Regions from separate parts of the Homo sapiens genome. Here region 2 is linked to region 1. Evidence: read pairs that join two places in POLR2A ChIA-PET (ENCODE). Cell type or tissue: Panc1. All regions are shown on one strand.

The links. ChIA-PET counts read pairs that join two places held together with the same protein. Peaks named below come from ENCODE experiments on the same cell type or tissue, not always from the same donor. Only the 100,000 strongest peaks of a DNase experiment are listed, where the experiment ranks them.
Region 2: POLR2A ChIA-PET joins it to region 1 with 15 read pairs; 3 of 35 experiments call an interaction of 5 or more read pairs at or near these places.

The regions. Positions count from the first base shown.
Region 1 is chr12:124,834,352-124,842,351 of GRCh38, reverse strand. All of the region lies in intron 1 of SCARB1 (scavenger receptor class B member 1), which reads left to right. Among named protein-coding and RNA genes, the nearest start is that of SCARB1, 26 kb to the left of the region's middle. RefSeq lists enhancers at 1,993-2,517, 2,518-3,044. In Panc1, no CTCF peak of the experiment used is centred here; a DNase peak (open chromatin) is centred at 3,831; H3K27ac peaks cover 5,350 bases.
Region 2 is chr12:124,537,065-124,545,064 of GRCh38, reverse strand. All of the region lies in intron 1 of NCOR2 (nuclear receptor corepressor 2), which reads left to right. Among named protein-coding and RNA genes, the nearest start is that of NCOR2, 27 kb to the left of the region's middle. RefSeq lists enhancers at 491-1,025, 2,094-2,627, 4,842-5,551. In Panc1, no CTCF peak of the experiment used is centred here; no DNase peak of the experiment used is centred here; H3K4me3 peaks cover 1,340 bases; H3K27ac peaks cover 6,258 bases.

The sequences.
Region 1 (8,000 bases):
CTCCAGCTTTCCTGGGGCTTTCTCGGCTTGTGTTATTGATGAACTCCAGTGCGTGAGGCCATTGGAGCCTTAGAGGCCTGTTTCCCCTGGACAGGTGACTGCCTGGGCCAGAGGCAGCACTGGCATGGTGCCCTCTTGCTCCTGGCTGGGAGTGACACGGGGCGTGGGGCGCTTTGCATTCATCCCCAGCTGTTTGGGCACATTTACAACCCTCATTTTACAGATGGGACAAACCCCAGTGGAGAATCTGCTCCGGGCAGCTGTTTATGAACCACCTGAATGGGGCACACAGGACTGTGGGAGGAGGAGGAGGGACCCCCAGGGCTGAAGTGGCAGGGAAAGCTACTCATCCTTTCGGCCCATGTTTACTGCTCACAAATTGTGGGCCAGGTCTCGTGCCAAGTGTTGGAGCTACAGCCGTGGACAAAAGAGACCTGGTCCTGCTCACGGCAGCTACGCTTTAGCAGGAGGGATGGGCCATGGAGAAGCACATGGAAGAGGTGGGGTGGCGAGAAGAGCTAGGAAGGGGACGAGGCAGGTGAGCTGACATGGAGCCACTGCTGGGAAGGGGACTCCTTCTGATGTGGGAGTCAGGAGGGCCTCTCAGAGGAGGGGCTCTATGAGCTGGGGAGCAGCTGGCAAAGAGCACAGCAGGTTCAAAGGCCGGAGGTGCGAAGGAGCCTGCTGTGTTGGAGGAAGAGGGAGCAGGCCAGTGGGGTTGGGAGAAGTGACTGGAGGGGGTGAAAGGGGACAGGCATGTGGGGGCCTTGCAGGACACCTGGAGGAGTTCAGATTTGGTTTTCAATTCCATGGAGGGTTCTGAGCAGGGAAGAGCCATGATCTGACTCAGTATTTTTTTTTTTTTTTTTTGAGACAGAGTCTTTCTCTGTCGCCCAGGCTGGAGTGCAGTGGCATGGTATCAGCTCACTGCAACCTCCGCCTCCCGAGTTCAAGCAATTCTCTTTTTTTTTTTTTTTTGAGACGGAGTCTTGCTCTGTTGCCCAGGCGGGGGAGTGCAGTGGCGCAATCTCCGCTCACTGCAAGCTCCGCCTCCCTGGTTCATGCCATTCTCCTGCCTCAGCCTCCCGCGTAGCTGGGACTACAGGCGCCCGCCACCACGCCCGGCTAATTTTTTTGTATTTTTAGTAGATACGGGGTTTCACCGTGTTAGCCAGCATGGTCTCAATCTCCTGACCTCGTGATCCGCCCACCTCGGCCTCCCAAAGTGCTGGGATTACAGGCGTGAGCCACCGCGCCCAGCCTCAAGCAATTTTCTTGCCTCAGCCTTCTGAGTAGCTGGGATTACACGTGCGTGCCACTACACTCGGCTAATTTTTGTATTTTTCGTAAAGATGGTGTTTCACCATGTTGGGCAGGCTGGTCTTGAACCCCTGACCTCAGGTGATCCACCTGCCTTGGCCTCCCAAAGGGCTGGGATTACAGGTGTGAGCCACCACGCCCAGCCTGACTCAGTCTTGAAGAGCTCTCTGGCTGCTGTCTGGAGAAGGGAGTGTCGGGGGCCAGGCTGGAAGCGGGGAGGCAGAGAAGATGGTGATTTGAGCCAGGTGGGGGTAGTTTTCTAAATGGAAAGAAGGGAACATATTCGAGTTTTTTTTCAGGGAGAGTCAACAAGATAGGTCAGTGGACTGGGGTGCGAGGGAAGGAGAGGAATCAAGGGTGGTTCCTCAAGGTTTGAGGAGTTTGGTAGATGGTGGAGCCATTTTCCGAGACGAGAAGATCGGGGGAGGGAGGTTGAGAGCAGATGGAGTGTGGGCCTTAACTCTGGTCCTAAAATCAAGCGAGGACAACTCAACAACAAGAGTCAGACAACCCCATTAAAACACGGACCAAGCACCTGCAAAGAAGACATGCAGGCAGCCAGGCGCGGTGGCTCACGCCTGTAATCCCAGCACTTTGGGAGGCCAAGGTGGGCGGATCACAAGGTCAGGAGTTCGAGGCCAGCCTGGCCAAGATGGCGAAACCCCGTCTCTACTAAAAATACAAAAATTAGCCGGGTGTGGTGGCAGGCGCCTGTATGTAATCCCAGCTACTCAGGAGGCTGAGGCAGGAGAATCGTTTGAACCTGGGAGGTAGAGGTTGCAGTGAGCCAAGACTGTACTCCAGCCTGGGCAACAGAGCAAGACTCTGTCTTAAAAAAAAAAAAAATGCAGATAGCCAACGGGGACATGGAAGTGTGCTCAGCGACACTCGCTCATCGTTAGGGAAATGAGAATCAGTGAGACACACTCATACCCATTAGGATGGTCACTTGAGAAAACAGAAAATCTCAAATATTGGTGAGGATGCGGAGAAATCGGGGCCCATGTGTGCCGTTGGGGTGAGGGTGCGGAGAAATCGGGGCCCATGTGTGCCGTTGGGGTGAGGGTGCGGAGAAATCGGGGCCCATGTGTGCCGTTGGGGTGAGGGTGCGGAGAAATCGGGGCCCATGTGTGCCGTTGGGGTGAGGGTGCGGAGAAATCGGGGCCCATGTGTGCCGTTGGGGTGAGGGTGCGGAGAAATCGGGGCCCATGTGTGCCGTTGGGGTGAGGGTGCGGAGAAATCGGGGCCCATGTGTGCCGTTGGGGTGAGGGTGCGGAGAAATCGGGGCCCATGTGTGCCGTTGGGGTGAGGGTGCGGAGAAATCGGGGCCCATGTGTGCCGTTGGGGTGAGGGTGCGGAGAAATCGGGGCCCATGTGTGCCGTTGGGAATGTAGGATGGTGCAGCTGCTGTGTGGAGGCCCCCCCAAAATTTAACATAGAATTACCATATGGTGGGGCAACCCCACTTCTGGGTATCAAAGAAATGGAAGTGGGAACTTGAAGAGGAATCTGGCCACCGCGTTCATTGCAGCGCTGTTCACGATGGCCCAACGGTGGGAGCAACCCGAGTGTCCGCTGATGGGTGGTGGGTAAGAAGCTGGGGCCCATCCACACGTTGGAATAGGATTCAGCCTGGAAAAGGAAGGACGTTTGGACGCACGCTGCGACATGCACGGGCCTTGAGGAAGTTATGCGAGTGAAATAAGCCACAACAGGACAAATACCGTACGATTCCATTTGCATGAGCTCCCTAGAGTAGCCAGATCCACAGAGACAGAAAAGAGAATGGTGGGTGCCAGGGGCTGGGGGAGAGGGGGTGCAGAGCTCTTTTTCAGTGGGTACAGGGTTTCACTTTTGCAAGATGAAAGAGTTCTTTAGATGGATGTTGCTGATAATTGCACAACATTGCAAATGTCCTTAATGCCACTGAACTGTACACTTAAAAATGGCTAAGTTGGGCTGGGCGTGTAGTGGCTCATGCCTGTAATCCCAGTACTTTTGGAGCCCAAGGTGGGTGGATCACGAGGTCAGGAGTTCAAGACCAGCCTGGCCAAGATGGTGAAACCCCGTCTCTACTAAAAATACAAAAATTAGCCTGGCATGGTGGCAGGCGCCTGTAATCCCAGCTACTTAGGAGGCTGAGGCAGAGAATTTCTTGAACCTGGGAGGCAGAGGTTGCAGTGAGCTGAGATCACACCACTGCACTCCAGCCTGGGTGACAGACCGAGACTCCATCTCAAAAAAAAAAAAAAAAAAGGCTAAGTTGGTAAATTTTATGTTTACCCCAATTAAAATTAAAAACTGTGGCAGGGTTTAACCTGAAGGGAGAAATGGTACCGGCCCCTCCTGCTTGAATGGGTTGGGCTGTTGGTTTGTAGATGGTAGACCAGACGGCCCAGCCTGTTGGCCAGGGTCAAATTCCAACATGCTGAGCCTGTTGCAGAAGACTTAGCCTTTGAAGCAGGCAGCCCTGAGCTTCTGATTCCTCCAGGCCCAAACCACCGTTGCCCTATTTTACAAGACCTTGGCTGGCTTCATGACGTGTTCTTGAACTGGAGCCAGTGGTGAGCTCAGGGAGGCTCCTGTAACAATAGTTCCCTGAGGCATGTTTATAGCCGGGTGCCCTCTTCACAACAGACACATGTCCTGGGTCATCTCATTCTCTCTGCACTGCCACGGGGAGGATGGGGAGGCAGTCACGTCTCCATGTGGCATATCAGGGGACCGGGGTGGGAGGGGCTGACTGAGCCGAGGCCAGAACTAGGTCTGCGCCCTGGCCCTCTCCCTAATGGCCAGATCCGGCCTCACCCGTGAAGCTGGCCTGGCAGGGGATGGCCCTTCCTGAATTTCTGTGTGGTCTAGGCTGGGGTTGGCATGCTTTTCTGTACAGAGACAGATAGTCAATATGCTCAGCTCTGCAGGCTGCACGGGTTGTGTCTCAGCTACTCAGCCCTGCTGCTGTGATGCTGAGGCTGCCATTGACGACACAGAAATAAGTCGAGGTGGCCGCTGTGGGCCAGTGCCACTGCATTTATGAACACCAAAATGTGAATTTCATATAACTTTCACATGTCATGAAATGGCATTTTTCTTTCAATTGTTTGTTTATTTATTTTTAACATATTTTTTGGAGACAGGGTCTCACTGTGTCACCCAGGCTGGGGGGCAGGGGCACCATCATGGCTCACTGCAGCCTAGACCTCCTGGGCTCGTTATCCTCCCACCTTACTCTCCTGAGTAGCTGGGACAACAGGCATGTGCCACCACGCCTGGCTCATTTTTTTTTTTTATAGGTTGGTGGGTGGGTGTGTAGGGGGGGTCCTCACTATGTTGCCCAGGCTCGTCTTGAACTCCTGGCCTCAAGTGACCCTCCCACCTTGGTCTCCCAAAGTGTTGGGATTACAGGCGTGCAGCACTGCACCCAGCTGGCTGACTTTTCTTTTCTTTTCTTTTCTTTTCTTTTCTTTTCTTTTCTTTTCTTTTCTTTTCTTTTCTTTCTTTTTCTTTCCTTTCTTTTCTTTTTTCTCCCTTCCTTCCTTCCTTCCTTCCTTCCTTCCTTTCTTTCTTTCTTTCCTTCTTTCTTTCTTTTCTTTCTTCCCTTTCTTCCCCTCTTTCCCTTCTTTCCATTTGAAAATGCAAAATGATTGTTAGCTTGTGGGGTGAGTAGAAATAGGCATCAGGCTGGATTTGGTCCACAGGCTGTAGCTTGTTGAAACCTTTCTAAGAACAGAGAAGAATAATGTTTTTGCTTGAAAACAGCCAGCTTTATTGAGGTTGGGGTGTTTGAAAGAAGGCATATTCACTGTCTGACTTGTGTGGAAACAGTGGGGCTGGGATCAGCCCTGGTAGAAATTGTTTTTGTCCAAAAAAGCAAGTAGAGGTGGGCTGCCTGGAGTTCCCGTCATGCAGGTGCAACTGGGGAGCAGGATGAGGCCCTGATTTGGCGGGGAAGGAGAGGTTGTGCTTGATTCATCTCTGTGCCCGGGGACCAGGACTGTATGCACCTTCCAGCATTCTCTTCGCTGGTCTGAGCTCCTTACTTGCCACGCCTGTGCTGGGCCTTTACCAAGGCAGTGCCCAGCCTTTGGTCAGACCCAAGGTCAAGACTCTGTGCCAACATTGGGTTTGTGCTCTTGGGCAAGCGAGTGGTTTAATCTCCCTGTACTTCACTTTCTTCATCAGTAAAATGGAGACAAATTATTAGCTTTATTCTATTTTATTTTATTTCATTTTATTTTGAGACAGGGTCTTGCTCTGTCACCCAGGCTGGAGTACAGTGGCACGATCATGGCTCACTGCAGCCTCTATCTCCTGGGCTCAAGGGATCCTCCTGCCTCAGCCTTCCACGTACCTGGGTCTACAGGCATACACTACCACATTTGGCAAATTTTTAAACATTTTTTGTAGAGATGGGGCTCACTGTGTTGCGCAGGCTGGTCTCGAACTCCTGGGCTCCAGTGATCCTCCTGCCCCAGCCTCCCAAAGTGCTGGGATTACAGGTGTGAGCCACCACACCCAGCCTAATTGTTAGGTTTAAATAAATGAAAGCATTGCTTTAAATGGGATGCTTTGAGCTGGAAACAACATAAAACTTGCCTCCAGTGGCTTCTGTAATGCAGATGTTTACTGTTGTGCTTCCTGAGAGATGGGAGGTGGTGGTTTCCAGATGCGTTCAGCAGTTCAGAACATCGTGCTCTGCCTCAGTAGATTTTGCCCAGTGGCTCTCCGAGGTGGCTGTACTGATGGACATTCTGGCCAGTGACACATGCGCGAGACCTCTGGTGCTTGCCAGTGCGTGCCAGTGAATACGTGTGATGTCCCTGAGCTCTTCCTACTGGGTACCTGAGTCACTTGTGAATTGCGTGTCCTCTTCCCCACTTCCTGCTCAGTCCACGAGGGCAGGAATCCTGTTGGATTAACTTTACCCCTGTAGCACTGATCGCCCGCTTTGGATGCTCAGGCAGGGTTGAAATGAATGAATGACTGAGTGAATGAATGAATGAATGAATGCCACGTTCTCATCGTGTGTTACTATAGGACAGGGATTGCAAACTGTGCAGGAACATACATGGGGGAAGGGCCCTGGCATGAGGTGATAGGGAGTGGTGGGGCCCGTTGCAAGCTGGAGGGCACACCCCAACTGTGAAGCGGCTCCTGCTTTGCTCCAGCGGGCTGGGCCACGTGGCATGCAGGCCCAGAGCTGGACATCACCCAGGTTCCCAAAAGAAGCCAGAAGGCAGGAATTTACCTGCTGGTTTAAGATACTGTCAACAGATTCAAATATTTTGAAATATGTGATTCAAAACCCATCTACTGGCAAAATCTGGCCCATGGGCCCAGTTTGTGGCATCTGTTTCAGGAAGAGACAAGACCTAGTTTGTGTTTTTTTTAGTGGGGGCGGGGAGGATGCGGTGTATAAGAAATTTTGAGTGAATTAAAAAAAATTTATGAAAAATTTCAAGGGCTGGGTGCAGTGTCTCACGTTCGTAATCCAGCTCTTTGGGAGGTTGAAGCGGGAGAATTGGTTTAGGCCAGGAGTTTCAGACCAGCCTGGGCAACATAGCGAGACCCCTACAAAAAATAAAATCTACAAAAAATGAAAAAATTAGCTGAGTATGGTGACAGAAGCTGCTGTGGTCCCAGCTACAAGGAGGCTGAGGCAGGAAGATGGTTTGAGCCCAGGAGTTCAAGGCTACAGTGAGCTCGGACTGCACCAGTGCACTCCAGCCAGGGTGACAGAGCAAGACCCTGTCTCTTAAAAAAAAAAAATTCAAACATACATAAAAATAGACCGGTGCGATGGTCACGGGCCCTGTAACTTGCTGAGGAGATACCAAGTCTTGCCTTCTGCACGTGCCTCCATACACTTTCCCCTTTTCCACATTGTTCTGGGGCTCATGTCAGACATTGCCTCATCCGTCAGTGTCTCTAGTATAGCCACGGCACTTCATGGTGCATTGGAGTCTGGACGCTGGAGGGCTCACTAAAACACGGATCACCAGGCCCCAGCCCCTGAGTGTCTGAGTCGGCAGACCTGGCATGGAGCCTGGGAATCTGCTTTTTTATCGAGTTCCCAAGTGATGCTGATGTTGCTGGTTTGGAGACCGCCTTTTTTTTGGGGGGGTGGACAGGGTCTTGCTCTGTTGTGCAGCCTGGAGTGTAGTGGTGCAATCACAGCTCACTGCAGCCTCGACCTTCTGGGCCCAAGCAATCCTCCTGCCTCAGCCTCCCAAGTAGCTGGGACTACAAGTACATGCCACCATGCCTGGCTATTGTAAAAAAATTTTGTTCTAGAGATGAGATCTTGCTATGTTGCCCAGACTGTTGAACTCCTGGGCTCAAGTGATCCTCCTATCTTTGCCTTCCAAAGTGCTGGGATTACAGGCGTGAGCCACCACGCTCAGCCAGGGACCACACTTCAAGAACCACTGCCCGAACAGGTACCTAGTAAACACCACCACAATGATAAAGCAAAAGAAAATCCCCAAGCATGACCACAGTACTATGCTCACACCAAAAGTCGTTCTGTAGGGCAGTAATGAGGTTTGAAAGGTGGACCTGCTCCAGTGTTCAGAAATTGCCCGAGACCTCATGCCTGGAGTGGGAGGCTCTGCCCGGACCCTCAGCCCCTTGTTGGTTGGGCCCCTTTTGGGGGCCTCAGGGGCTGTGGCTCAGGGACC
Region 2 (8,000 bases), 300 kb after region 1:
GTTGTAAATTTCTCTTCAGAGTAGCCCCTGGCATCATCCCCGTTTTACAGATGGGCACACTGAGGTTCCGAGAAGCAAGGCACCTTCCTCAGGCTTTAAAAAATGACAGCACTAGGGCTGGAGCGGGAGCCAGCCTGATTTTAGCCACCTAATATAATTGCCTCCGTTTCACCGAGAGGAAACTGCCTCTGCGAAGTTGAGCAGCACACACAGGGGTCGCAGTCTCCTGCCAAGATGAGATGGCTCAGGGATTTGATCTGGGTCTCAGGCCCATTTGGGGCCCACCGGGGACTCTGTATGTCAGCCCCACTTGTGCCTGGCTGTCCCCTCCTGTGTGTGGGCACCGGCTGAATGGTGGAAGCAGGTCCCTCCTGGGAGCAGGTCACGGGTGCTGGGGCTGCATCCCTGACCTACCCTGGGCCCGGGCGGGTGTGGAGGCAGAGGAGGATGTCCTGGGGGTTTGAGTGGGGGCGGAGCCTGCTTGTGAGGTGGAAGGTGGGGCAACTGAATCAGTGTGGGCCACCCTCCCACCCTGAATATCCCCAGGCCCTCGTGACAAATCTCTTTCACCATCTCTTGACCCAGCAATTAATTGCTTCTGGCGGATGGTGCCCCCGCCCTCCAGGGAGCTTCTAAAGGCCAGACCCTGCTCCTGGGCGGGCAGCCCGGGGCAGAGGCTGGGGAGAGTCTGCAGTGGTTTTTCTGTTCAGCTGCAGATTCAGGGGTCCCCAGGCCAGGCAGCCTCTCTGGGAGAAGCCAGCAGCTGACATTTTGGGGTACTTGCTCTGCCTATCTGTGGGGCTAAACCTGAGTTCATCTACAGCATACTGTGAGGCAGGTGTTGTGATGTTCCTCTTTTACAGACAGGGTCACTGCGGGGCATAGAGAGGTTTCCCGAAGCTTCCATCTCATCCAGCAGTCTCCAGTGCACCCTTTCCATTCATCTCCCTCCCCGCTGGGGCTCCCCGGGCAGGGGGTGCCGGGCAGAGGCGGCGTCGCTGGTGCTGACTGACGCTGAGTGTGGATCCCAGTCCTGGGAACTCTCTGGGAGGGCTTTCTTGCCTCACTGCCTCCATCTGCACAGGGGGAGGATGTGGGGCGGTTGTTAAGAATTAAACGAGTTAATCATCGTAAGGGGCTTAGCATTGTGCGGAGGCAGCGAAACCCTGAGCTTCAGGCACCGAGGGGCTGTCGGTGCCTGTGAGGGTGAGGGGGCTGGACAGACAGGTGGACGGACAGCTGGCCTTTCCGTGCTGCCGCGTGGGGCCTCCGCGGCCTCCCGGCCTGGGCTGCGCTCCCTGCCCTGTCGTGGCCCGTGCTTGGCCATGAGCCAGGCTGCTGCCACCCCGACAGAGCCCGCGTCCCCCTTCCCTCCCAAAAGCGGTCGATACCCCGGCTCCTTCCTGGCCTCTAATTGCTCCTGCCGGCTGCTGTCTCTGATGGCGGCCCCACACCCCGCAGCGAGGAGAGGGGCGGCGAGGTTTCTGGGAAGCCTAGTCCCTGCTAAATCCACGGCGCTGTCGGGGTGGAGAATGGAGTGGCCGAGGGCAGAGGGTCAGATGCTCGGGGTCCCGTCTCCCCGCCCCTCACTGGCTGTGTGACCTGGGGCAGGTAACCCCGTGTGGGTCTGTTTCCCCACCCCTGAAACAGGGTCCGGACAGTGGAGATGCACGTGGCCTGGCAGGAAGTGAGGGCTGTTATTATTGTGATGATCGTTGTCATGGTTTTTTGCAGCGGCTCCTCCCCAGTCGCTATGCCCGGTGTCAGTGCAGCCTTCCTTGTTGGGAGCAGACAGGTGGCCCTGGGGCTGGGGCGCGTTCCTGGGCAGGGCACGGGGTTGCTCCTCAGTCCCCCTCTGGACGGGGCTGCGGCCCATCCCCACCTCCCTACTGATCCCATTGCAGGCCCTGATCACTCACATCCATGCTGCCAGCCCCCTTGGCCTTGGTCTGGTGGCCCTTGCCCTAGCTGGTGGAGGAGGGATGGGAGGGAGAGAGGCTGTGACCCCCATCTTCGCCCACCCACCCGCCCTTGGCTGTTGCAGTCCAGTGGGGACTGAGACCTTGGTGAACTCTGGGTGGCTGCCTCTGCAGATTCCAGGAGGGCTGGCACGGGGCAGGCTGCCTCAGCTGTCCCTGGAGAAGGAAAACATATCCCGGCGGCTTCTCAATGGAAGGGCTGCGGAGCCTGCCTCCCTCCCGCTCTGGCTGTCTGGACTGCTGGCTACCACAGGGACGGGGACCAGGTGACACCACTGCAGGAGACAGGGGAGGCTCCTTGTTCACCCCGTGTGGGAAGATGTATCCGGTGGACCCCGGCCGGCCCTGGGAGGGCGGTGAGCCGCCTCCATGTCTCACGGCACCTAGGTTGTGCTGTGCTGGAAGTCCCCAAACTCCAGCCTGCAGGGAAGGCTTCTGGGAGTCATGCCTGCCCCTTGGGGGCCAGGGTCTGATCTGTGGGTCTGCGGGGTCCAGTTTAGAGCTTCTGCGGAGCACGCCCCGAGGCTGGCTCATGCTGGCCTGGCAGGTTCCTAGGGCCTGGGACGGGCGCTGAGGGTCTTGGCCTCGGTGCCCAGGGCAGAGGTGGCCTGGAGTGGAGCCTGGGCTGCTGTCGCCCACCTCGCCCATCTCTGTGGGCCCTGTGGGTGCTCAATCAACACCCGTCCTTCTCCCTTCTGGAAGATGTCCCTCATGTGGCCCTGCCAAGGGTGTGGCTGTTGTGGCCGGTGTGGCCGCTGGTCAGGGGAGGCTGGGCTGAGAGGGAGGATTTATACTGAGCCCTGGGCTTGAGTAATCATGGGTCCTGGAGGCACAGGAGCCCCGAGGCAATGGCCCGCCCTGTTCCTGTGGCTGCTGCAGGTCTGGTGGGAAAGGCTCCAGAGTCCAGACACCAAGCCCTTGCCCAGCATTGAGGCTGGAGCCCCACAGTTCTGATCCTCCATGCAGGAAGAGGCTGAGGCTGGGTCTGGGAGGGCAAGAGGTCGATGCCTCCATGGAGCCCTCAGGGATTGACCCAAAGGTGTCCTCGCTGGCCCTGCCCCACACTGTTCCTACTCAGTTATGTGTTCCACTGGAGCACGTGGCTCCCCTCCTGTGGCCAGGAACACAGCCCCCATCCCCTTCCAGCTCTCCACTCCCCATCCCCCTCCAACTCTCCACCCCCTCCCCCTCCAGCTCTCCACTCCCCACCCCCTCCATCTCCACTCCCCACCCCCTCCATCTCCACTCCCCATCCCCCTCCATCTCCACTCCCCATCCCCCTCCATATCCACCCCCATCCCCCTCCATATCCACCCCCATCCCCCTCCATCTCCACTCCCCATCTCCCTCCAGTTCCACTCCCCATCCCCCTCCAGCTCTCCACTCCCCACCCCCTCCATCTCTACTCTCCATCCCCTTCCATCCTCACCCCCATCCCCCTCCAGCTCCATCCCCACCCCCCCACCATCTCCACTCCCCACCTGCTCCATCTCCACTTCCCATCCCCTTCAATCTCCACTCCTCATACCCCTCCATCACCACTCCCCTTCCCTCTCCATCTCCACTCCCCACCCCTCCATCTCCTCCTCCATCCCCTTCCATCTCCACTCCCCGTCCCCCTCCAGCTCTCCACTCCCCATCCCCCTCTAGCTCTCCACTCCCCACCCCATCCAGCTCCACTCCCCATCCTCCTCCAGCTCTCCACTTCCCATCCCCCTCCAGCTCTCCACTTCCCATCCCCTCCATCTCCACTCCCCATCCCCCTCCAGCTCTTCACTCCCCATCCCCCTCCATCTCCCCCATCCCCCTCTAGCTCTCCACCCCCAGCCACTTCCATCTTCTCTCCCCATCTCCCTCCATCTCCACCTCCATCCCCCTCCATCACTGCTCCCCATCCCCCTCCATCTCCACTCCCCATCTCCCTCCAGCTCTCCACTCCCCATCCCCCTCCAGCTCTTCACTCCCCATCCCCCTCCAGCTCTCCACTCAATCCCCCTCCATCTCCACTCCCCACCCCCTCCATCTCCACTCCCCATCCCCCTTCATCTCCACCCCATCCCCCTCCATCTCCATTCCCCATCTTCCTCTAGCTCTTCACCCCAGATCCCCCTCCAGCTCTCTACTCCCCATCCCCCTCCATCTCCACTCCCCATCCCCCTCCAGCTCTCCACTCCCCACCCCCCTCCAGCTCTCCACTCTCCAGCCCCCTCCATCTCCACTCTCCATCCCCTTCCATCTCCACCCCCATCCCCCTCCAGCTCTTCACTCCCCATTCCCCTCCATATCCACCCCTCCACCTCCCATCCCCCTCCAGCTCTCCACCCCCATCCCCCTCCATCTCCCCACTCCCCATCCCCCTCCATCTCTCCACTCCCCACCCCCCTCCATCTCCACCCCCATCTCCCTCCAGCTCTTCACTCCCCATCCCCCTCCAGTCCACTCCCCACCCCCCTCTAGCTCTCCACCTCCCACCCCCTCTAGTTCTCCACCCCATCCCCCTCCAGCTCTTCACTCCCCATCCCCCTGCATATCCTCCTCCCATCCCCCTCCATCTCCACCCCCATCCCCCCATCTCCACTCCCATCCCCCTCCAGCTCCACTCCCCATCCCCCTCCAGCTCTCCACCTCCATCCCCCTCCAGCTCTACTCCCCAACCCTCTCCAGTTCTCCACTCCCCAGCCCTCTGGCTGCCCCAGCTTCTCTAACCCTCTGATCTGGTTCTTGCCCCTGGGCCTTTGCACAGGCTGTGCCTTCTGCCTGGAGTGCTCTTTTTTCCTTCCTCATGGACACCTGTTCCTCGGCCCTCTGTGCTTGGCTCCAGTGTCTCCTCCTGCAGGGGGCCCTCCCTGCCCTCCCTGCCCTCCCTCCCACCACTGCTGGGTCGCCATGGTTTATGTCCGTCACTCCAGGGGCCACTCTTTGCAATCACCTTGCTCACTTATGGGTGTACCGGAGGGTGTTTGGGTGTGTGTGTGTGTGACCTTGGCCCCTAAGACCCTCAGCTTTTGTGTTCGCAGTCATGCCCCTGTACCTGGCAGGTAACAGGGGGTCTGTCCCCTCTGTTTGTTGAGCAGCTGAAGGTTGATGGTGTCCTGGTCGAGGCAGGTCGAAGCTGCCTCTGGGTTTGAATGTCGGCTGGCTCTGCCTCTTGCAGCTGTGTGGCTGTGGGTGGTGGCTTCCCATCTCTGGGTGTGGCGAATGGACGAGTCAGGTTGGCCTTTGTGGCTGGGGTGAGCCAGGCGGGCTTCCTGGAGGAGGAAAAGATGGTGCTTGTTCTGGTTCCAGCAGGGTGGAGAGCAGGGTGACGGTGCGTTTGGTAGAGTTGAGGGTAAAAGCCAACGCCAGGAGGTGGGCTTGTTTGGGAGCTGACAAGGGGGGTGCTGGCAGGTGGGGGCAAGTCTCAGCCTGTGGGCCATGCGTGGTCATGGTGGGCTTGGCAGAGGGGAGCCTTGGAACTGGTCCTTGCTCTCCCCGTGCATCTGCTTTGCCGGGAGACTAGCCTGGCCAGCCCCAGGGGCGCGAGGATGGAGGCCCGGCCCTTCTTCCAGCTGTGGGTGGACTGAGCTGGTGGCTTCAGAGGAATGGGGGGTGCCCGGGTTCCCCCAGCCTGCCTGGGAGGGTGAGGGGGAGCGTGGGAGCTTGCTGGGGGACAGTGAGCATGAAGGAGCTGGTGGGATGCTGTGCGGGGAGGGCCCACGGAGCCGGCCAGTGGGCCTGGGCCTGAGCTGGAATGTGTGTGGGTGGCCCCGAGCCGGTGAGTGTGAACCGGGTGTGCACGAGTGTGAATGAGTGTGAATGTGAGTGCAGCAGAGTGAGCAAGTGCGACTGCGGCCTTGAGCGAGTGAGTGGTGGGTGTGAGCACAGGGGAGCGTGACACAGCGAGTGAGACCTGCTGCTGCGGGGCTGAGCTGGGAGACGCCCGGCCCCGGGAAGCCCTGACGGGGGCGGCTCTGCCGGGGAGGCGTGGGGCTCAGTCCACACTGTGGCCCACATGCCCTGGCCGCTCGCGGGCAGCCTGGGCTGGAGCAGCCTCGACTCCACGCTGCCAGCCCTGTGCCCTGGTGCCCTGGCTCCCCATGGCCCAAGCACTTGGTCCTGGGTTTGGATCCTGGCTCACTCCCTTCCTTGCCACGTGGCCTTGGGTGACTCCTCCCTCAGAGCAGCAGTTTCCTGGCCAGGGACACGGGATGGCTGTGCCCCTGAAAGGGTCCTGTGCAGGAAGTGGATGTTGTCACCCTCTCCTTCCCTCCCCGACTAGCTCTGCCCAGGGTCAGAGAGGAGGAGCGGGCCTCTTGATTCTCACCATCGCTTGCCTGCCTTTCGGACTCTCTAATGCATGATGCTCTCCATGCCAGCCCCTCTCCCACCTCGCTGCGCCCAGCCTGGCCGCCCGCCACATCACTCTCCTGGACTGGCACAGTGGCCTCTCCCTTGGCTGTGGCTTCTGCCCTCACCCGCGCTCCACGGCCAGATGCATCTCCACTTTGGAGTGGGACCTTGCCCCTCTGCAGCTTGCGTAACCCTCCTAAGGTTCTCTGCTCTGGAGATAAAACCCATCTGCAGAACCCTGCGTGACCCGCCCCTGCTGCCTCCAGCCCTCCTCTCTCTTCCTCTCCCCCTGGCTCTGCTCCAGCCAGGGCCCTGGGTTCCTTCCCACCTCAGCCCAGTCCTCGCTACCCCCCTTGGCCCCTCAGTCATCTCCCTGGATTCTGGCCAGTGTGACAGGTTGCCTGTCCTGGGAAGTCCCTGCTGAGTTTTCTAAATTGGGAACCCCTCTTTGGACCTATGTGTCACTCCATTACTGCTGGGAGATTCTCTGTTTCCCTCTGGACAATGTGACCTTGGGGCCAGCCCCCACTGGCCTTGACCCCATGCCACCGGGACACCCTGGGACTCTGTCTGTTGGGGATTGCAGGCTGAGCTGGCTGGGGTTGGGAGCAGGTTAGGAGAAGATGGGGTCTGATCTCCCAGCTGTCTCTCCCAGGTGGAGGTTGAGAGCTTCTTGGTGCCCAGGGAGAGCGCCTGCCAGGCCTGGCTCTGCCCTAGCCTGTGACGGGACGTGCTGCAGGTGGCTGGCCACCGAGGCTTCCGGGAGCTGGGGAGGGCGGCTGTGAAGATGTGCCCGGGCCCTCCCTGTTTCCAGCCTTCCTGCAGGGCCTGTCTCTGGAGCTGATGCAGATGGCAGGACCAAGTGCCAAGCCTGGGGGCATCATAGTGAAAAAAACGCTTAAAAAAGAAAAAAGGGCAGGAAAGAAGTGGCTGGCTTGTCCCCCTGTGAGCTGCCCGCAGCTGCCCTTTCAAAGGCTCCCTCCTTGGGGCCTGAGGGCCTGCCAGGCACTGGAGAGGGCTGGCCTCTCGGAGCTTGGCTGCCAGCCCCTGGGTGGGGGTAGGAGTCATGTCCAGCAAGAACTGAGCACTCGAAGTGGCACACACTGGAGTGGCACACACTGGAGTGGCACACACTGGCACTGAGGGCACTTTACACTCACAACATTCCTGTGGGGTCAGCATTTTTAAAATGATCGTTTCCATTTTAGAGATGGGGAATCTGAGACTCAGAGAGGTGAAGTTGCTTGTTCCAAGTTGCACAGCTAGGAGAGGGTGGAGGCCAGATTGGAACCTGGGGAGCCTGGCTTCAGAGCTTGAGCACTGCACACAGCTGCTCCCTTGTGGGAGGGGGCAGCCCTGGCCTCACCAGTCCCCGATCCCTCAGCTTTGGCACGAGGTGGAGAAGGGGTTTCCCAGAGGTCCGTTGAGACTGACTGTCCAGTGCTCTGCCCTCTGTACTATTTTTTACTTGTTCTTTTCATGCAGAAGTTAACACGATAAAGAATGTATAAACCCCTCAGTGCAGATTAGCGAACAATTATAAAGGGGTCACCTTGTAGACATGGGCTGCCTTCTCCCTAGAGGTGATTGGCGTCCTAACATTTGTGGGAATCACATTTTTTTTGTTGTATTTGACTACCTCTGCAGGCCTCTTTACAAATGTGAAAGTTGTTTTGTCTTCCCCAGAATCCT